3 separate regions of the Homo sapiens genome follow, and all the other regions are linked to region 2. A link is a loop called in an ENCODE intact Hi-C map of the cell type or tissue named here. Cell type or tissue: PC-9. All regions are shown on one strand. Region 1 overlaps PCSK5 (proprotein convertase subtilisin/kexin type 5). Region 2 overlaps PCSK5 (proprotein convertase subtilisin/kexin type 5). Region 3 overlaps PCSK5 (proprotein convertase subtilisin/kexin type 5).

The links. A loop is a pair of places that touch in the nucleus more often than their neighbours do. Peaks named below come from ENCODE experiments on the same cell type or tissue, not always from the same donor. Only the 100,000 strongest peaks of a DNase experiment are listed, where the experiment ranks them.
Region 1: it touches region 2 in a loop (2.8-fold over the local background); 4 of 110 quality-filtered maps call a loop at or near these places.
Region 3: it touches region 2 in a loop (5-fold over the local background); 7 of 110 quality-filtered maps call a loop at or near these places.

The regions. Positions count from the first base shown.
Region 1 is chr9:75,961,401-75,969,400 of GRCh38, reverse strand. The region is part of intron 2 of PCSK5 (proprotein convertase subtilisin/kexin type 5); the gene reads right to left. Among named protein-coding and RNA genes, the nearest start is that of PCSK5, 75 kb to the right of the region's middle. In PC-9, no CTCF peak of the experiment used is centred here; DNase peaks (open chromatin) are centred at 4,750, 5,160 and 7,010; H3K27ac peaks cover 3,461 bases.
Region 2 is chr9:76,308,744-76,316,743 of GRCh38, reverse strand. PCSK5 (proprotein convertase subtilisin/kexin type 5) reads right to left here. Exons shown (of 38, transcript NM_001372043.1): 30 at 5,893-6,088. Among named protein-coding and RNA genes, the nearest start is that of RFK, 82 kb to the left of the region's middle. In PC-9, no CTCF peak of the experiment used is centred here; a DNase peak (open chromatin) is centred at 4,993; H3K27ac peaks cover 1,878 bases.
Region 3 is chr9:76,361,753-76,369,752 of GRCh38, reverse strand. PCSK5 (proprotein convertase subtilisin/kexin type 5) reads right to left here. Exons shown (of 38, transcript NM_001372043.1): 38 at 6,778-8,000. Among named protein-coding and RNA genes, the nearest start is that of RFK, 29 kb to the left of the region's middle. RefSeq lists a silencer at 4,366-4,660. In PC-9, no CTCF peak of the experiment used is centred here; DNase peaks (open chromatin) are centred at 3,246 and 4,532; H3K27ac peaks cover 893 bases.

The sequences.
Region 1 (8,000 bases), 350 kb after region 2:
GGCCAATCAATGTTCTGGCCCCCTCCTCTCTACTCTCCAAAGTAAGCCATCTCTTGAATGAAATGTTCTGCTTCAAACAAGAAAAGACAATCACCAAAGTTCTGAGATTCTGTGTAGTTAGTAAAAGTCGACTGAGTCTCTGAAACTTGCGGACCTACTTTTGTCTAGCATTAGAACAATGACATTAAGCTCTGAGAACTGGCATCCAGATCACTTATACAAAATTATAGCTATGTAAAGTTGATTCATTGTCGTTTGTAACCAATTTTCTAACTACTTTTTCTTATGGAGTAATTAGCAGTAGCCTTAGAATGAAGACGAGAACCATCCTCAGCTGTGATGATGCCAGAACCGCCCCCCCACCCCCCGCCATAGAGGGCAGGCCATGAGGTTTCCCCATTGTAGTGGACTTCCAGACCTTCTCTATAGCAATTCCAGTGAACACAAATGTTCCCGAGGACACCAAGGCCATGTTTAGAAAAACAAGTAGGTAATGTACATAACGACATCTATGATGATAAATAATCAAGTCTATAATAAAGAAGGTCACACGAAGTTTTCACACACCTTATCAAATGGTCCCTACCGTTGACTATGGAGAATTTTTGAGTCTTTATGAGATGAATCAGATCTGACCATTTTTCCACATTTCCATAGACATAACTCTAACTTAGATGCTCATTTTCTCCATCTTGCTCACTGAAATCCCTAATAATCCCCTGGCTGGATTTCTATAAAATCTGGCCCTCATGTATTTCATCTTCCAAGCTCTTGCAGTGGACTTCAGTAGGCAAATTCTTTCACCCTCGCACCTTCTAGGTGAGGGCATCTTCCTTTCTATGGTGCTTCCAGAGCACACTATGTTTATCTCTGCCACAACCACTAAGAACAGCAGTTTAACCATTTGTCAGACTTTTTCATGAAGCATATTCCTCTGGAAGAAAGAGGCTATATTTTTCTTATCTGTGTCCCTGGCATCTGGAAGATTACTTGACTGATAACGGATGTGCAATACATGTTTGCTGAATAAATTAACTTACCTGTTAACGCGCGAGCGATATAACAGGACCCTGTGATATACTTAGACTGGCAGTCAAGACCTTGCGTCGGTTGAACTAGTTCCTGAGACTGACCCTTCAACACTTGTTGGACACAGTTGTTCCTTGCTAAGCTTTCAAATCAACTCGATTCAACACACATTTACTCAGCACAATCAGGTGCCAGGCACTGTGCTAGGCACTAGTGTTGCATCAGTGAATCAACAACATCCCTCTGACTCCCTGGATCAGTGAAGATAACTTATTAATTGCTGGCAGTTAACTATAAAAGGCTGGGCCCTGGCCAGGCGCAGTGGCTCACGTCTGTAATCCCAGTACTTTGGGAGGCCCAGGCGGGCGGATCACCTGAGGTCGGGAGTTTGAAACCTGCCTGACCAACATGGAGAAACCCCGTCTCTACTAAAAATACAAAATTAGCTAGGCGTGGTGGCGCATGCCTGTAATCCCAGCTATTCAGAAGGCTGATGCAGGAGAATCATTTGAACCTGGGGAGGCGGAGGTTGTGGTGAGCCGAGATCATACCATTGCACTCCAGCCTCGGCAACAAGAGTGAAACTCTGACTCAAAAAAAAAAAAGGCTGGGCACTGCCCTTGAGGCGCTCACAGCCCAGTGAGGGAGTTATTAGAATACCAAATGACATGTCTTTAGCAACAGAGGAATCCCCTTGGTCCCTTCATGTTCTAAAATGTTCTATCAGGCAACCTTTTGAAAGCTTTAGCATGCTCTTACCACTAAACTGCATTGTATGAAATGGGCCAACAACACAGAAAATAGGCACCCAAGCTTAATCCTCAAGGACTGTTTGTGAAAGCTGTTCCCTTAAGGTACATCATAGCTGCTTCCAGGCTCTGCATTAGAAAATGTTGCTCTCCACATACACGCCATGGAATACTATAAAGCCACAAAAAAGAATGAAATCATGTCGTTTGCAGCAACACGGATGCAGCTGGAGACCATTGTCCTAAGCAAATTAATGCAGGAACAGAAAACCACATGCCGCTATGTTCTCACTTACAAGTGGGAGCTAAACATTGGGTACTCATGGACATAAAGATGGCAACAGCAGATACTGGGGGCTACTAGAGGGCGGAAAAAGTAACTATTGGGCACTATGCTCACTACCTGGATAATGGGATCAATTATACCCCAAGCTTCAGCATCAGGCAATATACCCATGTAACAAAACTGCACATTCACCCCCTGAACCTAAAGTAAAATAGAAGTTGATATTATTAAAGAAAAAAATAAATAAATAAAACACTTAAAAAAGGGGTGGAAATGTTACCCTGTATTTGCAGTAAGATTCAAGAGGAAATGGATTACCTCCTTCCCCCCTTGAAGACTATTTCCTAAGGCTACCTGTGACCCAGATCAAGAGGACCAAAAGCCATATAGAGGCAGAACTAGTTCTCCTTTATGTTAAAGATATAACTTTAACATAAAGTGCTTAAGGGTTTTTCACAACATACACTGTGGTAGAAATAGGATGGACAAAACCAGATGGTTCTAGATCTAATTCTAGGAAGCATTACATAGTATGTGACCCTGCCCAAGTGACTGAACTTATCTAATTTATTTGTTTTTCTCATTTTGTTGTGAGCCAAAGTGCAGGGCACATAATAGGTATTTGGTAGAAAATGGTTCTCTTCCAATTCCACTACCACCCTTCCTACAAAATTGTCACATATGTTTAATGACAGGTCAAGTGGACACCCTGGAAGTGAAAACATGGGTAGGTTCACCTGCTATTCATTAAATTTCATTGAAATCTGTAAAACCACTAAAAGAGATCTACCTCTATAGCGAGAAGAAAGACTTTTTTCAAGAGCACATTCCCATGAGATTGGGATGGCAAGTTGCTCTCCTTATGGGCAATGTATCCAATAAATAACCTACTTGTAAGTAGATCTTAAAAAGTTATTGTTGAGGGGAGACACTTCAGCTGACAACCATGATGTCATTTTCCAATTTGATGCTGCTACACACTGTTCAAAATACAGTAGAGTTTTTGTTTCACAGTCACCATTGCAAGAAATATCCGACAGGCATTTGGGCCAGTCCCCACCAATACACAATCTGTCAAGATTGACTTCTGAAGAGATTGTTCCTTTTTGTGACATGCCTCCAGTGTGGGGTATTGAGTACCCTTTCTAGCCCTGCCTCAGTATAGGTTAGTACGTACCCAAAGTGTTAACCTCAGAGTGATTCCTAGAGACACCGGTTGACACAAGGGCTTAGGGCCAAGAGAGGTCAACACAGCATCTAAGGGCAACACACCCTGAAGTGTGTTGATCCTTGCACTGGACTTGTCTACCTTATGACACCTTTCATCTACCCTCTGGTATATCTGTCTATAATGTGTCCCTGATAGCTCACATGCTGCTGAACTTAGTCCATGTTCCCAATTACAAACCACATCACTGCTAGTAATCTGTAGCCCTCGGGTGGTGGTTGCAGAGTTTAGGATATTGTTCTTCCCAAGAATCCCCTCTTATTTTGGAATCAGTGACTGAAAAAGCAAACAACTGGCTTTCTACATTCATTAATTTTTACTTCATAGACCTAAGAATGGGGGAAATAGCCTTACCAAAAAAGTCACCAATAGGCAGTATGATAATTAATTTTATGTGCCCACTTGACTAGGCCACAGGGTGCCCGGATTAAATACTCTCTTTGGGTATAACTGTGAGGGTGTTTCTGGATAGGATCAGCATCGAATTGGTGGGCTCAGTAAAATGAATTGCCATCCCCAATGTGGGTGGGCATCACTCAATCCACTGATGGCCTGAATAAAACAAAAAGCAGAAGAAGGGAGGATGCATTCCCTTCCCACGTGCCTGCATGAGCTGGGGCACTGGTCTTCTGCCCTAGGGCTGGGATTTCCATCAGTGGCTCCCCTGGTTCTCAGACCTTTGGACTCAGGCTGGAATTACACTACTGGCTTTCCTGGGTCTCTGGCTTGCAGACGCAAATCGTGGGACCTCTCTCAGCTTCTGTAATCAAGTGAATCCACTCCTCATAATTAGTATCTCTCTTTCTCTCTCTCTCTCCACACACACACACACACACACACACACACATATACACACATACACATATATAGGATGTAAACAGGAGATGTATATCTCCTACTGGCCCTGGGTCCCTGGAGAACCCTAATACAGTGCGTACTAAAGGCCTACAAATTGCTTCACTTGGCTGCCTCTTGTGTCCTCCCACAGATGCTTTGCCTTTGGGGCAGGATCTAAGAGATCTTCCAGTTCAAACCCTTCATTTGACAAGCAAAGAACATGAATCCAAGTGGTATCACAACTTATTTGTGATAGGAAAGGTCTGTTCCCCCTCAGGCCTGCCTCTGGACTACTATTCCACCACCATTTCACGGTCTAATCCTTGATGCTTGGCTTTGACATGGAATTGAACCAATATGGATTAATGCTCCCCCACCCCCGCCATTGGCATGAAGAGAAAAGATGCTATTTAAAACAAAGTTTTGGCTTCCTAAACAAATTGTTGATTTGGAATATGGCCTACAAGGAAATAGCCTTGTTACACCTATATAGTAGATACGCAATGAGCACTTAATTAATACATGAAGTTGAAATGGACCATGAATTAACAAAGGCATTCATCAAACCAAAATTCTACTGCTATTAGTCATACATTGGCATTCATGGGCTTTATTCCCTCACCCATACATCAACATGCACACACCTAGTAACCATCAAGTATCAAGGACAAACATCCCAGGTGCAAAGCACAGACTCTCCGCTTACGGAAGGCAGGTGGGGTGGTGCTAGCTGCCCCATAACTCACTGCGTTGTTGGCATGTTTTTTTCAACTGTGTCCTAAACACAAGCTTTATTTCATTGCTTTTATCTCAAGGTGTGGTTAAATATTTGAAAACATTAAGATAATGTCAGAAAGAGGGTTCTAGAATACTCTCAATGTAAGCACACTAGTCAAGCAATTAAATATTCACTGTCTTGAGTGAAAAAAATTAAAAAAGAAAAACATTATAATATAAGATATTTTTAGAACTCTGACTTGGTGTTCTGGCCAAAGAACTTTCACCCAGTTATGATCTGAGCTACCTAAGTATGGAATTTAGATTTCCCTGGTATTCTGGCCAGTGCCTTCTTGAACCCATATACACAATTGAGCATGTTCTCTTGAGGAAAAAAAACGATGCAGCAGAAAGTGTCATCAAATGTGCTCACCAAGAACCACAATGACAGTCCAGATACTCTCCCTACATAGCTTCGAATCCTCTCAACAAAAGAAGCAGTTGGATGTTGTTTCCATTTTCCAGATAGAGAAACTGAGATTCAAAAAGGTTAAGCAAAGTGTCCAAGGCCACGTAAAAATGTGCAGAGCTGGGATGTGAACCCACTCCTAAGCCTCTGCTTTTTCCACTATATGGTATACGGTGACTGAATTTTTTTTTTAATTTTTATTTTTTTGAGACGAAGTCTCGCTCTGTCACCCAGGCTGGAGTGCAATGGCACGATTTCGGCTCACTGCAACCTTTGCCTCCTGGGTTCAAGCAATTCTCCTGCCCCAGTCTCCCAAGTAGCAGGGATTACAGGAGCGTGCCACCATGCCCGGCTAATTTTTGTATTTTTAGTAGAGACGGGGTTTCACCATGTTGGTCAGGCTGATCTCGAACTCCTAACCTCGTGATCCGCCCGCCTCGGCCTCCCGAAGTGCTGGGATTACAGGCATGAGCCACTGTGCCCAGCCAGCTGAATTATTTTTTAACCAAAAGTAAAAACGAACTCAAACAAATGCTCTAACACTACCCCCAGCCCACACCTGGCATGAAGTCTACACCTCTTTAAGTTGGCTAAAAACCACAGGAAAACTAAATGTCAAGAGGCTGTATGTGGCAGACACTGTCAACAAAATGATTCAGGTGAAGATGCCGCTCTATAATTCTTATTCTTCCAAGTTGCTTATTTTAAACACAAAAGTTCCTTAGATTTTCACCATAAATTGTTAGAATTGAAAATGTGAGAATAATTTTAGAGGAAAGCTGTGATTTCCACAGGTCTGCCAAAGCCTGAAGCCCAGAAGAGCCAAGATTATGTTATTTTTCCCCAGAGTGGTATGTTAGTAGAGCCATCTCTCTCTCTTGTTGGATAAAGTATCCCCAAATGCTAACCTGTGAGCCGTGGCCCAATCTGATCTTTTAACTTTGCTTTTATATGGTAATTAAAAAGAGAAAGAAAAAGGAGAATAAAAAATTATGCTAATAAGAATAATAGCTATAATTTATTCATACAACAGTATTAGGAGTGTGGTTGGCATCATGTAAATGACATTATTATGGATGAGGAAACTGGGACTCAGGTTTCATTCTTTGCCCATGTTCCCACAGCTAGTGATTGGCAAAGCAGAATTCAGGCAAGATCTGACTCCAGAACCCATGCGATTAACCAACACACACACAGTGTCTTATGAAGCAAGAGGGGACCAGCTCTGGGTGTGCGCAGAGGCCCATTCAGGGCTGTGCTGCCACTCAGCACTTCTGTGGGTCCCATTTCAATTTCCGCCAGCCACTTGGGTGTGATGTCTTCCTGACATCAGTGAATTCACTGATGTGGCCACAGTGTACAGATGGGCCAAATTATGTGTGCCCATCACAAATGCTGGTTCTCGATCAGCTTCCAAATCTCTGCTGAGAGCTCCGTGAGCAGATGACAATGAGTGTCTACTTCAGCCTGCCTCTTTTCAAGGTTAGGCTGCACAGTGGAGCCAGGCACACACTCCAGCACCACAATTTAAAACCTACTATCTGTTCTCCTGCAAATACCCAGTTGTCAAAATGCAACAGTTTTGATTCTTATGAAAGAGCCACTCTACCGCATTCCTAGCCCTCAACATCCAGCTGGCTCCAGGATGAATCTGCCAAGACTCTCACCCCATGTGCTCGCTGATTGCCTGGCCCCTGGCCCAGCTGGATCTGCACCTGCCGAGTTGCCAGGCCTGGTGTGAAGCCAAGCGCTTTCTCCACATCCTCCTTTTGACCCAGGAGCTGAAGAAGTCTTTCTGAATGAGCTAAAGGAAGAACGACATATCCACCCTTCAGAGCCCACATCAAAGGCCTCCTCTTCTGAGAAACCACCCATGCTCCTTCCCAGCTCCTCCCAATCCTCAACTCCACTCAGAGAGGTCTTCCCTGACCACACTCTCTCAACGTGGCCCCCTCCCCCAGTTACTTGAGCACCACCCTGCAGACCTGCCTTCTAGTGCTCACCACAATCCCAATCCATGCTGGTTATTTATGTTTATCTGTTTATTTTCCATACCCGCACAGGAACCCTGTACTCTACCTGGGCAGTAACCTCACAGCCTCCATCCCTACTGCCCATGGTGAGCACAGCGCCGGGGATACAGCAGATAATCAATACCAGAATTAGTGCTGTCCAACAAAAAGAGAATGCAAGGCGTGCTAGTTTAAATTTACTAGTGTCCACATTGAAGATGCAAAAAGAAACAGTTGAGATGATTTTTTAACAATATGCTTTATTTAACCCAGCATATCCAAAATATTATCACTTCATCATGTAGGCGATATAAAAATTACTAATGAGCTATTTTACGTTCTCTGCCTTTAAAATCAGCTGTGTCCTTCACTTACAGCACATCTCAGTTTGGATGCCAAGTTTTCACCAGAGATATTTGATCTGCATTTAGATCTCATAAAATTGACAGTTGAAATAGGTTCATATACCCAAATCATATCAAACATACTTAAACATGTTCTAATAAGTCAAGTGTCAGTTGTAAAATTTGAATTTAAAGTTAATACAATTTAATTAAGTGAAATTAAAAATCCAGTTCCTCAGACGTACTAGCCACATGCCAAGCACACAATGGCCACAGTGGTTAGCGGCTGCCATATTCAGGAGTCAGATTTGAATGATTAAATGAGAGAA
Region 2 (8,000 bases):
TTTGGTGAGACAAGGTCTGGCTCTGTTGCCCAGGCTAGAGTGCAGTGGTGTGATCATGGCTCACTGCAGCCTCGACTTGCTGGGCTCAAGTGATCCTCCCACTTTGGCCTCCTGAGTAGCTAGGACTACAGGTGTGTGCCGCCACACTGGGCTAATTTTTAAATTTTTATCTTTTTTTTTTTGTAGAGATGGGGGTCTTACTATGTTACCCAAGCTGGTCTCAAACTCCTGGCCTCAAGCAGTGCGCCCACCATGGCATCCCAAAGTGCTGGGATTACAGGTGTACCTTACCAATCACATCTTCTAATCGAATGAAAATTTGATGGATTCATTGTTCCTGTAAGCATAGTAAAGAATTTGACCTCACCCAAAGAGAGGTCTGGTCTTTCTCTTCGGCTAACCTCAAAACCTTTGGAATTTCCTAAGAGTTAGGGGTGTCTTTGTTATTCATGATGGGTCTCTCTTGCCACACCTGAGAGTTGGTACTGGGATGACTCAGAGTGGGGCCAGCCACATCTTGTAAACTTAAGGTGGGAACTGGCTTGCCACAATGATCCACTCTGTGTTTAAAGGAGGGGAGCTTTGTAAGATCAGGCCCACCTCCAGGGAATCTCAATGCTAGGCCTGGCCAAGACCTGCAGAGAATAGTTTCTGGACACTGAAGATGATGAATGCTAATACAGAGCTAAAAAGACGCAACACGAATAAATCTTTTTCAGATCCCTCTCAGAAGAGGTTCAGTGGATGTTGGATGAGATGCTGAAATGAAAGAAATGGATTCAAGCAAAAAGCAAAAAAAAAAAAAAAAAAAAAAACCCTTGAAGTGGCTCATGCCTGTAATCCTAGCACTTTGGGAGGCCCAGATGGGTGGATCACCTGAGGTCAGGAATTCAAGACCAGCTTGGCCAACATGGCGAAATGCTGTCTCTACAAAAATACAAAAATTAGTCGAGCTTGATGGTGGGCGCCTGTAATCCCAGCTACTCAGGAGGCTGAGGCAGAAGAATCGCTTGAACCTGGGAGGCAGAAATTGCAGTGAGCTGAGATTGCACCACTGCATTCCAGAGCAAGACTCTGTCTCAAAAAAAAAAAAAAAAAAAAGTAGTCTTCTCCACACAGATCTGCCTGGGAGTTGGTTCTCCTTTCCTGTCTCTGCATTTATAAAACTGTTTTTCTTAGTGCTTTATTTCACAATTATTTTATTTAAGAAGACGAATATTTCTTTTGAAAAGAAATGGTTGCATGTACTAAATCGTTAAATTCAAAGTACTTAATGTTGAAGTCTTTCAGCTCAGATAAATCCATGTCCTGTGAAAGCTGTGTGGTCCTGGGCCTTCACCTCCATTTCACAGACACCAAGACAGTGACCAGCAGCACTTAAAGGAAGGCTGTTTTTCTTCAACAGAGCTTCAAATCTGTTCACATTTGGTGAATGTGAGTCCACCTTAAGTTTTCTGTTGCTTTTTAAACAACTACTGTAATGATATATGTTACTGTCACAGTGGCTCATGCCTGTAATCCCAGCACTCTGAAAGGCCAGGGTGGGTGGATCACCTGAGGTCAGGAGTTCAAGACCAGCCTGGCCAACGTGGTGAAACCCCATCTCTACTAAAAATACAAAAAATTAGCTGGGCGTGGTGATGGATGCATGTAATCCCAGATACTTGGGAGGCTGAGGCAGGAGAATTGCTTCAACCTGGGAGGTAGAGGTTGCAGTGAGCTGAGATGGCGCCATTGCCTGGGCAACAAGAGTGAAACTCCATCTCAGAAAAAAAAAAATACGTTACTGTTAAAACCTATTTTTGGCCTAGCGTGGCGGCTCATGCCTGTAATCCCAGCACTTTGGGAGGCCACGGTGGTCGGATCACGAGGTCAGGAGTTCCGAGACCAGCCTGGCCAACACGGTGAAACCCCATCTCTACAAAAGATAGAAAAAAATATAAGCCAGGTGTGGTGGCATGCGCCTGTAATCCCAGCTACTCGGGAGGCTGAGGCAGGATGATTGCTTGAACCTGGGAGGCAGAGATTGCAGTGAGCCGAGATCGCGCCATTGCACTCCAGCCTGGGCAACAGGGAGAGACTTGGTCTCAAAAAAAACAAACACTTTTTTTTTTCATGAACATGTACTATATTTGAAAAAGCAGGGGCCACTAAATGCTAACTTATAAATAACTCTGAATATCTGGATGCTGTGTCATTGCAGGTTATGTTCCTGTTATAAATCTTATTGCTGTTCTAGGATGGATCACACCCAAAAGGGTGATTTCTCAGAAACAGCAATAAAGCTTCCCAAGATAAACTGGATATTATGTGTTCCTCAGACTCTGTGTCTTCTGTTGTTAGTTTTCTTTTTTTGTGTGTGTTTAAACACAAAGATGAGGGATTCCGCTATAATCAGATCACCCTACCCATAACAGGAGGGCATATGCTTGCAATTCTATAGTCTGCAATATTCCTAGGCCATGCTGGTAGCTTTCCTACTGCTCAAGAAATACAGACTATCTTGACTGCTGCATGTCTGCGTAGTGTCCCATTGCTCCATGAAAATGGTTCAACCCAGACTCTGAGGTAAAATACATTAAGCGGTCAACTAACTTGAGTAAAGCAAAATGCATCTCTTTCTTCCTTGTTTTAATGTGTTGTCAATTCCTGGAACACTCAAAGAATCCAAGAGAGAGTTGAAAAAGGTAATGATTAAATAAATAAGGCAATAATAATGACAACCAGTTCAATCCTACCACTGAGGAAGCAATGACTGACTCTGGTAAGCAAATCTCTTTCACCTTTGCTTTATTGTAACACTTGGCTGAGTTTGCTGGGGTGGAGCTCGGTTGATAGGGGAGGAGGACTGGGAGTTTCCAAACCTGACTTCTCACCTGGGTTCTCTTACTCTGACCCTTTGCTACCCTTTCTCCACTCTCTGCTTGACAAAATCCTTCAAGAGCTAGGGACCATCAAGCCTTTTCTCAAATACCCAGCTGGGGATGAAGCTGGAAAACATTATGCTAAGTCAAAAAGTCTGTCAGAAAAAAACATGTTTTGTCTTTTTTGTTTTATGTGTTTTGTTTTTGTTTTCAGAGACAGGGTCTTGCTATGTTGCTCAGGCTGACCTTGAACTCCTGGGCTCAAGCAATTCTCCAGCCTTGGGCTCCTGATAGCTGGGACTAGAGGTGTGCACCATGGCCACCATGCTTGGCTCAAAGACCACATTTTATATAATCCCATTTATAGGAAATGTCCAAGAATAGCAAATCTACAGGGATAGAAAGTAGATTAGTGGTTGCTTAGGGCTGGGGGAAATGGAAAAAGTAGGAATAACAGCTAAAAGGGTATAGGGTTTCTTTCTAGGTTGATGACAATGTTCTGAAATTGATTGTGGTAATGGTTGCATAACTCTGTGAATATACTAAAAACCGTGAATTATACACTTTTAGGGGTGATTTGTATGGTATGTGAATTATATCTCAATAAAGTTGTGATTTAAAAAATACTCAATTGTACAAGAAGGCAGCACTGAGTGATAGTTAAGCACATGGACTTCAATGCCAGAGAGGTTTGGGTTCAAATTCTGGCCACACCATGTATTTGATGTGTAAAATTGAGCCTGCTATTCTTTTCCTCATTGGTCAAATGAGGGAAAATAATAGTAAGTGGATAAGAGAATTCTTGTGAGGATTAATGGGATCATACATTTACAGCCCTTAGCACAATACCTGGACGTTGCAAGCATTCAAAAAATAGTGATTTAAAATGTTTTCTTTTCTCTTGGAATCTCTTAGCCCTTTGTATATTAAGGCCCTGAGAAGTATGACATTGACTGATGTAAACCTCCCTTAGTGGATTGTAAGCATTTTTGCAGACTTGGACTTCCTGGAGTTGGTCTTAACTTAGCTTTCCATATCAGTGTCAATATCAACATCAATATCAATATCAATATCAATTGTTGGTAGAAGAATAGACTCCACTGAGCTACGCATATACAATACAATATATTGATATTGCATCAGTATCAATTTTTACCCCTAGTTGGTGCTAAATCTGTGTTGTTGAGCTGAATATGCTTGGCTTTCTACACTAGATTGGATGCTTTTTGAGGGTAAATACCTTATATTTATACTCTATATTTATACTCATAACTTATATTTATACTCTATAGAGTCTATCTCAGTAATGAAAACAAATAGGTCACTAGGAAATAGGTGCCAGTTTTGCTTTTTTGCTTTTTTTTTTTTTTGAGATGGAGTTTCGCTCTTGTTGCCCAGGCTGGAATATAACGGTGTGATCTTAGCTCACCACAACCTCCACCTCCCGAGTTCAAACGAGTCTCCTGCTTCAGCCTCCCGAGTAGCTGGGATTACAGGCATATGACACCATGCCTGGCTAATTTTGTATTTTTAGTAGAGATGGGGTTTCTCCATGTTGGTCAGGCTGGTTTTGAACTCCTGACCTCAGGTGATCCTCCCGGTTGGCCTCCCAAAATGCTGTGATTACAGGCGTGAGCCACCACGCCCAGCCAGGAAATAGGCGTTGTTGTATCAAATTCTTTTAATAAGAGGGCAAATGAAAATTCTAACTCCTTAAAGTAGACACTGTCAGTTACTTCCGCACATTTATTTCCTGCCTCCCTCTCTCCATTCTTCCTGGCTGTCAGAGTCCTGAGTTGCTTGGATGTTCAGGCGTGAATCTTGTTCAGCCTAAACCACTCCTATATTTCCATTCTTTTTGCCAGGGATTGATTTAGGGAGGTATCAGTGATGCATTCTTGCGACTGAGATTAGAATAAAAATCTGAGGAAATTTTCTTTTCTTCAAGAAAAGGATAAACAAGGGGAAACATCCCCTTTCCTGGCCCTGGTAGTGGCTGCATGGGGTGACCGTGTCTGGAGCTGAGACACGTAATGTGGGCTCAGCAGCGGTGCCAGTCAGAGAGGATGAGCTAAGGAAGGTACAAGAGCGAAACAGAAAAACCAGACTTTGTGATGACCTTGTTGGCCGCTGAAGTGACCAATACTGGACTTGCAGCATTTTTGTTCTGTGAGATAATAAACCCTGTTATGTCTCAGTCATTTTACTTGGCATTTCTGTTGCTTATTGCTGAAAGTTTCTTGCTGTACTCTTGCATTTGCTATTCCTCACTTTCTTCCTAGGTAAATTCTGGAGGTGGGACTATTGGTAGGAAGAGTAAAGCAACTACAAACCAGGGGACCAAGGAAACCAGGAGGAATCAATAAATAACTAACCAGGTGTTATTTATTATCTATAATTCATGCCTCACCTATTTAAACCTTTAGAAGAGGTGCACATCACAGCCTTACTTTTGTAATGGAGGAAAAAAAACATGACATCAGTTGATCATTAATATAAGGTGGGAAAATAATTTTTTTTTTTTTTTTAAAGACAGGGTCCTGCTTTGTCATCCAGGCTGGAGTACAGTGGTGCAATCACAGCTCACTGCAATCTCCTGGGCTCAAGGAATCCTCCCACCTTAGCCTCCCAAGTAGCTGGGACTACAGCACCCACTGGCTAATTTTTAAATATTTTGTAGACGGAGTCTTGCTATGTTGCCTAGGCTGGTCTCAAATTCCTAGCGATCCTTCTGCCTTAGCCTCCCGAAGTGCTGGGATTACAGGTGTGAGCCACCACGCCCAGCCCCTGAACATATTTTTCATAAAAGTAAAAATATATACATAAAATAGTCACAGAGGAGAAGTGGGCATCTGGCCTCATGTAAGTTTTGGCTGCTGTGGCGCACACCCATGTCAGTCAACAGAGGACATTTATGTGGGTGCTCGTAGAGCAGAGAAGAGTTTTTTGGTGAATAAGAAAGAATTGCTCCCAAAGTACCAGAGGAGAGTGATTACAAGCAGGAAGTAAAATTAAAAAGGAAACTTACTCCGGGCACTTGGAGTAGCACCTGCCTTCATGGAGGAAGAGAGGGTGGCCCGGCTGCATCTGGCATTTTTTGCAAAGATCGGCTCCAGAGCAGATGGCACAGGCCTCCGTACAGTTCTCGCAGCTCCCACTCCTTACGGAAGGCCATGTGCCTTGGGGACAGGAGGAAACACAGGCCTGAGCCAGAAGATATGCACCTAGAAATTCAGGGAAGAGGGAAGATGGGAATAGTCATCATGTGGTTTTCCATGCAGAGACATGGCTTTTTTAAGCTTTCCAAAGACCAAAGTATCCAGGCACTTATTTCAGGCTTACCAAAATATTTGCTAGTGATGCTAAGTCCTCCAGGATGAGTTACATTTCTAGAAGGCAATTGACAGCAAGAGACTTTTGCCTGTTTCTTTCCTATCCTACAGATATTAGGTATAGGTCATGATGGGGCTTCCTTTTGCCCAGTTGATCAGTCTTATTAACACACTCTCTATGTCTTCCTGGTGTAAGGCAGCTGTACATGCACAGCTTGATGGAATCTATTAATACTCTGCTTCCCCAAAGCCCATCTTGTTAGGACACTAACATAGTTGCAACTCTTTTTTTTTTTTTTTGAGAAGGAGTCTTGCTCTATCTCCCAGGCTGGAGTGCACTGGTGCGATCTTGGCTCACTGCGACCTCCGCCTCCCGGGTTCAAGCGATTCTCCTACTTCAGCCTCCTGAGCAGCTGGGACTACAGGCGTGCACCACCACACCTGGCTAATTTTTGTATTTTTAGTAGACACGGGGTTTCACCATGTTGGACAGGTGGGACTCAGACTCCTGACCTCAGGTAATCTGCCCGCTTCAGCCTCCTAAAGTGCTGGCATTACAGGCTCGGCCCAGAGTTACAACTCTTCCACCCAACTCTCCCTTTAACAGGGGATCCACCTATTTTTCAATCGAAAAACAACTGATACTCATTAAGAAAACCAATTTTCAAAATCACTCTCACACCCAAGATTCCAGGAAAATGCTTTAGCTTTTTGAGTGTAACCTTTTATATTTTATATGATTATAATTGTGGCTTGCCTATTATTGTAAATTTTTCTGCTTTTGCATCAGATTCCACTATTAACATTGTACATTCCAACGTGGACTTTATAATGATCATGGAAACATGTAAACATTCTTTTTTTTTTTTTTGAGGCAGCGTCTTGCTCTGTCATCCAGGTTGAAGTGCACACTGCAACCTCTACCTCCCAGGTTCAAGTGATCTCATGTCTCAGCCTCCCACGTAGCCTGGGATTACAGGCATGTGCCAACACATGTGGCTAATTTTTGTATTTTTAGTAGAGACGGGGACTTGCCATGTTGGCCAGGCAGGTCTCCAACTCCTGGCCTCAAGTGATCCTCCTGCTTCAGCCTCCCAAAGTGTTGGGATTACAGGCATGAGCCATCATGCCCAGCCCACTTAAACATTCTTTATGTCAGTGTACCATTTAAGTAAAATATTCTCCTAATTCAGGGAAGTTATGTTATTTGTGATTTTTGTTTTTATAGATGAAGCAATTGATAAGTTATCAAGCTGTTATGTTGCTGCTCTTATTCCTTCCTCCCTCCCTCTTCATCATGCCTTTAGATTAAGAAACTTTTTTCTTTTTTAAGACAAGGTCTTGCTCTGTCACCCAGGCTGGAGTGCAGTGGCATGATCATGGTTCACTGCAGCCTTGACCTCCTGGGACCAAGCAATGCTTTCATTTCAGCCTCCCAAGTAGGTGGAACTACAGGGACATGCCACCATGCCCAGCTAATTTTTAAAATTTTTATAGAGATGGGGTCTCACTATGTTTCCCAGGCTGATCTCAAACTCCTGGGCTCAAGAAATCCTCCCGCCTCAGCCTCTCAAAATGTTGGGATTACAGGTGTGAACCACTGTACCTGACCACTTCTTTGTATTGTCCTTTGAAAGCCAGTTTTTATTATTGGTCAATGTTTGGGTCCCTGTGTGTCTCCCGAGTAGCCACTGTAATAGGAACATGTGATGGGAATAGATCAAGGCCTTACAGACCTCCTTACACCAAGATGCCACTACACATGAGTTTCAATGACTTGGCTTGACTGCTGCCATCTTCTGTC
Region 3 (8,000 bases), 53 kb before region 2:
AAGAAACCTCAGTCCTCTAACTGCCAGAAACAATCTGCCAGCTGCCTGAATACCTTGGAAAACAACTCACCTCCGGAGCCTTCAATAAGAGGCCAGCCTGGCTAACACCTTGATTTCGCCCTGGAGTAGACCTAAGCCAAAAACCCAGGGGAGCCCACCTGGTCTTCTGACTTTGAGATAACAAATGAGTGTTGTTTAAAGTAGCTAAATTGTGGTGATTTTTAAGTGCAGCAATGGGAAATAAGGCCGGGCACAGTGGCTCACGCCTTAATCCCAGCACTTTGGGAGGCCGAGGCGGGGGGATCACCTGAGGTCAGGAGTTTGAGACCAGCCTGGCTAACATGGAGAAACCCCGTCTCTACTAAAAATACAAAAATTAGCCAGGTGTGGTGGCAGGTGCCTGTAGTCCCAGCTACTTGTGAGGCTGAGGCAGGAGAATCACTTGAACCCGGGAGGTGGAGGTTGTGGTGAGCCAAGATCACGCCACTGCACTCCAGCCTGGGCAACAAGAGCAAAACTCCATCTCAAAAAAAAGAAAAGAAAAAAAAGAAAATGAAGACATTGGGTTACTCTTTTACCAAGTAACATGAAATTGCCCATGTTCGTGCAGGTGGTAGTGGACAGAACTCCAGAATTGTGTACTGTAATTAAAACAGTGTTTGCTGGCCTGGTATGGTGGCTCACACCTGTAATCCCAGGCCGAGGCAGGCAGATCACCTGAGCTCAGTAGTTCAAGACCAGCCTGGCCAACATGGCAAAACCCCATCTCTACTAAAAATACAAAGTTCAACTGGGTGCGGTGGTGTGCACCTGTAATCTCAGCTACTGGGAAGCTGAGGCAGGAGAGTTGCTAAGACATTATTAAAAATTTGATATTGCTTTCTCATAGCACTGGAGTGTGGGAATAAATGAGATAAAAAGAGGAAATTCTGGATAAGAGATTTGATACTGAGAGAAAAATCACAGAGAAGATTCTACTTAGAAAAGAGTAGTATGTTCTAGATTTATGGAAAAATTATTATATTTTTAAGAGTAGTGTGTTGAAGCTGGCTTCTCTTACCTTACAAAAGCCAATTGTTAAGTTTTCAGGAATCTAGAGAGTTACTTGTTATTTTATTTATTTATTTATCTTGACATGGAGTCTCTCTCTGTTGCCCAGGCTGGAGTGCAACGGGGCAATCTCAGCTCACTGCAACCTCCACCTCCCAGGTTCAAGCAATCCTTCTGCCTCAGCCCCCCGAGTAGCTGGGATCACAGGCGGCCGCCACCACGCCTGGCTAATTTTTGTATTTTTTGTGGAGACGAGGTTCCACCATGTTGGCCAGGCTGGTCTCGAACTCCTGACCTCAGGTGATCCACCTGCCTCGGCCTCCCAAAATGCGAGGGTTACAGGCGTGAACCACTGTGCCCATCCTGAGGGTCACTTGTTAGATACAGCTATCATTAAAAGTTAAGTTACAAAAACTTTCAACTAAAGAAGTTGTATTAGTGGCCAGGCGCGGTGGCTCACGCCTGTAATCCCAGCACTTTGGGAGGCCGAGGCGGGCAGATCACGAGGTCAGGAGATTGAGACCATCCTGGCTAACATGGTGAAACTCCATCTCTACTAAAAATACAAAAAATTAGCCGGGCATGGTGGCGGGCGCCTGTAGTCCCAGCTACTCGGGAGGCTGAGGCAGGAGAATGGCGTGAACCCGGGAGGTGGAGCTTGCAGTGAGCCGAGATGGCGCCACTGCACTCCAGCCTGGGCGACAGAGCAAGACACCATCTCAAAAAAAAAAAAAAAAAAAAGAAGTTATATAAAAACAGGTAAAAAATGCCCCCCCAACTCATCTTTCTTAAGTTTACATTTTATTATTATCTATGCTCTTGAGATTATTTACATCTAATGCATTTGTATGGCAGAAATACTATATGATGGTTTGCTTTTTTCAATTTCTTTCTCACTCTGTATTAAGTGGTATGGCAGTTGAAGCTTGAATTTGGCCATGATGAGAGTACTTACACCATAGAAACAGGCAAATGCCTTTTCTAAGCCAATGAGATATCAGGAAAGCTTTTCAGAGACTTGGATCAGAGCTAAGGCCTTTTTCCTATTGGATGTGGACCAAAGAGAATGCAAACTCGGGCACTGGCGGCAGCCATCTTGCCAGTGTTTAGGGAGACTCCAGTGAGAGTGGAGCCAACATAGCAAAAGGCAGGAGAGAGAGATGGAGACAAACCGGTACTGCGGTCATGGCTTGTTCATTTCCAGCAGTACCTGGTCCCACCCCTAACCCTACACTTTTTTTTTTTTTTTTTTTTCAGTAAGAGACAGGGCTTCACTCTGTCCTCCAGGCTGGAGTTAAGTGGTGCAATCATAGTTCACTGAAGCCTCAAACTCTTGGGTTCAAACAGTCCTCTAGCTTCAGCCTCCCTAGTCACTGGGACAATAGGCTGTGCCACCATGTTCAGTTGTTTTTGTTTTTGTTTTGAGACAGGGTCTCGCTCTGTCGTGCAGGCTGGAATGTAGTGGTGTGATCATGGCTCACTGCAGTCTCAACCCCCTGGGCTCAAGCAATCCCCCCACCTCAGCCTCCCGAGTAGCTGGGATTACAGATGTGTGCCACCATACTGGCTAATTTTTGTATTTTTTGTAGAGATGGGGTTTCGGCCATGTTGCCCAGGCTGACCTCAAACTCCTGGGCTCAAGCAGTCCTCCCACCTGGGCCTCCCAAAGTGCTGGGATTACAGGGTGAGCCACCATGCCGGGCCCTTTACACTTTTTAATTAAGCCAATACATTTTTTTTGTATTTAAGTCAGTTGGGTTGAATTTTCTATCATTTACATTAAAATCACTTTAAATGACACAGCAACGTCTGCACCAGGTCCAGAATTACACTGCTAGCCCCCAAAGTGGCTTCACTTGGTAACAATAACTTAGTCAGAGGGATGGGAATTCTCCATCCTCAATCGTGTTCTGATCTTATATTATAATCCTCTCTTTCACAAACAGATGTTTGCTTCATCTAATAAGCCTTATATAATTTCCCTTGCAGGCTGGGATCAGTTCTCAGTAAACACTTTTGTTAGAGTGATATTCTTTTTTTTTAATTAAAAAAGATTCAAAAAAATAGAAACGGGGTCTTGCGGATAGGATAGGTATTCTTAGCTGCTGGTAACCTAACAGCTACCCTGCCCTACCTTCCTCTTCCGTGATAATGAAAATCGATTTTTATTTAGAGCTGCAAAGCCCCAGAAGATGAGTCATGATTCTTCTAAGTGCATCATGGTAATCTCATTACCCTTTATCACATAATTGCTTTCCAGCCTTCCTTACAGCTAAGTTTGGCCATGGAACCCAGTTCCATGGCTTCTACTCTTAGAAGGCACACATATACAAGCATTTTCATGTCTGTAATCACTCAGCAAATATTTGCCTTGTACCATGTAGTGTGCTGGGCACTAGAACCACAGAGATGAACAAAACATCTGGTCATTAACTTTCTTCACCTTCATGACTTTTTTTTTTTTCTATGTTTGAGAATAATACAAGGTGGCATTAGTGGCTTTAAAACCCCAAAATATAACCTCAAATTTTAATCTTGTTTATTCATTCTCAGAGTGCCTTGCTGAATTACAGCTAGTTAATGTGTGGTGATCAAGTTAGATCTAAAGTCTATATAGGCCAAACATGCATTGATAGAAATTCTATTTCTTTTTTGAAAGTCTTATCTGTATTTCTTTTTTTTTTTTTTTTTGGAGACAGAGTTTTGCTCTTTCGCCCAGGCTGGAGTGAAGTGGTGCAATCTCAGCTCACTGCAACCTCCGCCCCCTGGGTTCAAGTGATTCTCCTGCCTCAGCCTCCCGAGTAGCTGGGATTATAGGCACCCACCACCACATCTGGCTAATTTTAGTATTTTTAGGAGAGACAGGGTTTTGCCACGTTGGCCAGGCTGGTCTTGAACTCCTGACCTCAGGTGATCCACCAGCCTTGGCCTCCCAAAGTGCTAGGATTACAAGCGTGAGCCACCGTTCCCAGCCTGTACTTCTTATATGACAGTGTAAAATGAAGGCCACTATGTATTTCAATTAATGGCATCTAAACTTGGTTCCTCACTTGGGTAGTACACGGAGCAGTTTCTTTTTTTGTGAATTCTAAAGCAAACCTTGTTAACTCTGAACAGATCTTGAGAGATCTAATGTCAGAAGTATGTATTAAGCACCTAAAGTCTTTACCTTCAGTTTTTCTAAATATTTTACCTCCAGTTGATGCCACCTCTGAATCCACATTTGGAAATTCATAATTCTTCAGGTATTTTTTCTTTTATGGGGTAGAACCTCTCATGAATATTTTTTAGTGGGTTGAAACATAGTTACATAGGGTTAATATTTACAGTCACCTAAATTTGTTTCTTTCTTTACCGATCCTCATCTCTGTGCCTCTGGATGAGATTGTGCACCTGAACTGCAGGCTTCCTTTAGGACCTCATTGGCATTGCCTTGTGGTGACTCACCATTATAGTAAATTCCACCCAGCTCAAACTAATCCCAAAATAGGGTTCAGAGATTACAGACAAAGGCTGGGCTAATTCTTTGCATAACAGCCAAGTGGTAGAGCAGAAAAAACATGAATCAGAGAGTCCTAGATTCAAATCCCAGTTTGATCATTTGCAGACACTTTGACTTACAGCATTTTGAGTATCATCACTGAGCCTCCCTTCCTCATTTGTGAAGAGGGATTATATGACTGGTAGAATTGAATTTTAAGAAGACAAGACTCAAAGATATGGAGAAATGATCTAAGCCGTATGTTGTATATGCAGTGCACTCCTGTTTAATCCTGACAGTAAATGGTAAGGAGGGGAGGAGGTGGTGCCAGTTACCCATGAAATAGCTACAAATTAGAGCATACAGATGTGGCTTCATGGGAAGATTTGTGCTTGGACTTAATTTGAAAAAGAAAATGCTATAAGGGATTACTCACCTTATAGCATTTGTGTTGTAAGGAGTCAATAAGATCATCATACGAGTGAAGTGCCAAAGACTATGCCTGGCCCATAGATGTCATTAAAAATGGTAGTTACAGTACTTTTTTCTGCCTAACTATAAAGCAGCATCATTGTCTGAGGTAAATACCTGAGGTTCGTCATCTCATGCCAGGGAAATCGGGGATGCGGACACATAAGAAGTGAGTTTAAGAGCAGAGGTTTAACAGAGGAAAGAGAAAAGAGAATAGCTCTCTCCGGGTGCCCAAGTGGGTCTTCCAGTTTCATGGTGAAATGCACAGGATTTTATAGAGGAGCTGGAGGAGGTGGTGTCTGATTTACATAGGGCCTGAGAGGTTGGTTGGACCAGGTGTACCATTTGCATAGTATGCAAAGAAGATAGCTATCCCATCCTAATCTTTTATTATGAAGATGGGGTCTCTACCTGGCCAGTGCCATGTTGTCTGCTTTTTTACTGCACATGTGGTGATGAAGAAAAGGAAAAAGATAACCTCCATGTTGAATACACCTGCCTTCCAGGTATCCCTTTTCTATTGGCACAGCTGCTGGCATTTACCTATGGAGGCTTTTAGCTTGCTTATCTATGCCTGCACCATGATTTTTTGGGCTGCTTTTTATTAAAAGGAAATCTTATCGAGGACTCTCTCACCCTTACTATCTGCCTAAATAATTTCTTTCTGGCTCCTGTATCAACTAGATTGAAAGTTCCATGAGGACTCAAATCTGATGGATCCCAGTTGCTGTTTTTCCAGTAACTAGAATAGTGCTGGGCACATGCTAGACACTTAACAAATACTTGGTAATTGATTGTTATAATTATTATCATAAAAGTCAGGTAAACTCCAGTGCCTTCTTCAAAGAATCCTGCCTCCATCCTCTTTTTCAAATTAAGTCTAAGCACAAATCTTCCCATGAAGCCACATCTGTATGCTCTAATTTGTAGCTATTTCATGGGTAACTGGCACCACCTCCTCCCCTCCTTACCATTTACTGTCAGGATTAAACAGGAGTGCACTGCATATACAACATATGGCCTAGATCATTTCTCCATATCTTTGAGTCTTGTCTTCTTAAAATTCAATTCTACCAGTCATCCTTGATTGTTAAACAATTGCTGGGCACTGTGCTGGGTTCTAGAAAAGAAACAGTAGCTGCCTCTAGGAGTACCTAGTCTTTCGGTGGATACAGCTTTGTAATCTAACGATTACATCACAAGGTGATATGAAAAGCTATATGCACAGAGTATCTAGGTAGCAGAGATGGGAGAAAGTGATTATCTTTCTCAAAAATTAGGGAAGACTTCCTAGGGGAGGTTATAAGGACATGTGACTTTTCAAGGAAGGTCAGGAATTTTCCAGCTGGTTAAGGTGGGAGAAGAATATTCCAAGGAGAGTAAACAGTATGTGCCCAAGGGCATGAGATAGCAGTATATTATCCTGGAGAGCCTAGAAGCAATTCAGTACTGTTGGAGCATAATGGAGAAGCTGGGAAATAAGGAGGGGGCCAGGAAATTGAGGGTGCTAAGTCCAGAGACAGAGCCAGTGGCCATATGTAACAAAGTTTTGAATGTCATAAACACTGTAGGTGACGGGGACCCCGGAATGGGATTATCTGAGGAACCTTAGAAATGACCTTTGATAGCAGGGTAGAAAATACGCCAGGAGAGAAAGAAAAGGAGATTAAAGCTGCACAATACTTCAGGAAGAAGTATGAGTGGTCTAGATGAGAAACACCGAGGGCCTGATTTATAGCAGGATGAGCCGCAGACAAAACTCCTCAGACACCGAGTTAAAGAAGGAGCAGTTTATTCGGCCAGGAGCATCGGCAAGACTCCTGTCTCAAGAGCCGAGCTCCCCGAGTGAGCAATTCCTGTCCCTTTTAAGGGCTCACAACTCTAAGGGGGTCCACGTGAGAGGGTCATGATCGATTGAGCAAGCAGGGGGTACGTGACTGGGGACTGCATGCACCAGTAATCAGAACGAAACAGCACAGGACAGGGATTTTTACAATGCTCTTCCATACAATGTCTGGAATCTATAGATAACATAACCGGTTAGGTCAGAGGTCGATCTTTAACTGCCAGGCCCAGGGCGTAGCGCCGGGCTGTCTGCCTGTGGATTTCATTTTTGCCTTTTAGTTTTTACTTCTTCTTTCTTTGGAGGCAGAAATTGGGCATAAGACAATATGAGGGGTGGTTTCCTCCCTTAGATTGAGGCAGTGCTGATGAGGCAGAAAGACAGATTGAGCTGATTTTTAGGAGAGAAAATTCAGAATTGATAAAGCTAGCTTGGTCTTTGAGTGTAGGAAGATAAAAAGAAGAAAAAATAGCACTCTTGTTGTGTATCTCTTACTTGGAAAATGTAATGCTAAGCACATAAAAATGCTCAGAAAGTTATTTAATAAGTAAGTCTCCATAGCATTATCTGGTCTTGATTTAATTTTATTTCCAATTTTAAAATTACTTTCTATTAACTGGAACCTCCCATGCTTTACCCAGCCTTTTGGTGTGTTTCCAGTCTACAAGGATTCTCTTAATATTTCCAAGTAGAAAACTAAAAGGTGACTTTGTTTTCCAATCACATATTTATCTATTTAGATAGTCATTAGCATAGTATTCAAAAGCCATCTAAGAATGACGTTGCATGACTAAAAACAAAGAAGGAAAGATGTCAAACCTCAATACACAAGCATGAGCCTTCTTTTCATTGCAGGCCACACAGAGGAACACCACAATTTTTCTTAGTATTGAAGTTCATCTCAACCTCAACCAATCTTTAACTGTGTATCATAGAGTTTTTTTTTCATAGAAAACAATTTCCAGTTTACAGAAAGAAATGTCAAACTCAGTCTATCAGAGCTTTAGAATTAACAAGGAAGATGAACAACACAGTATAAGCAAAATTGCTCGTTTTTGTAAGCTAACTGCAACCACAGAGGTGAGAAAGTCTTCCATTGATATGATGGCTATCATGCATATATTTTTATATGTTTCTAAGAATTGAAAGTAGAAC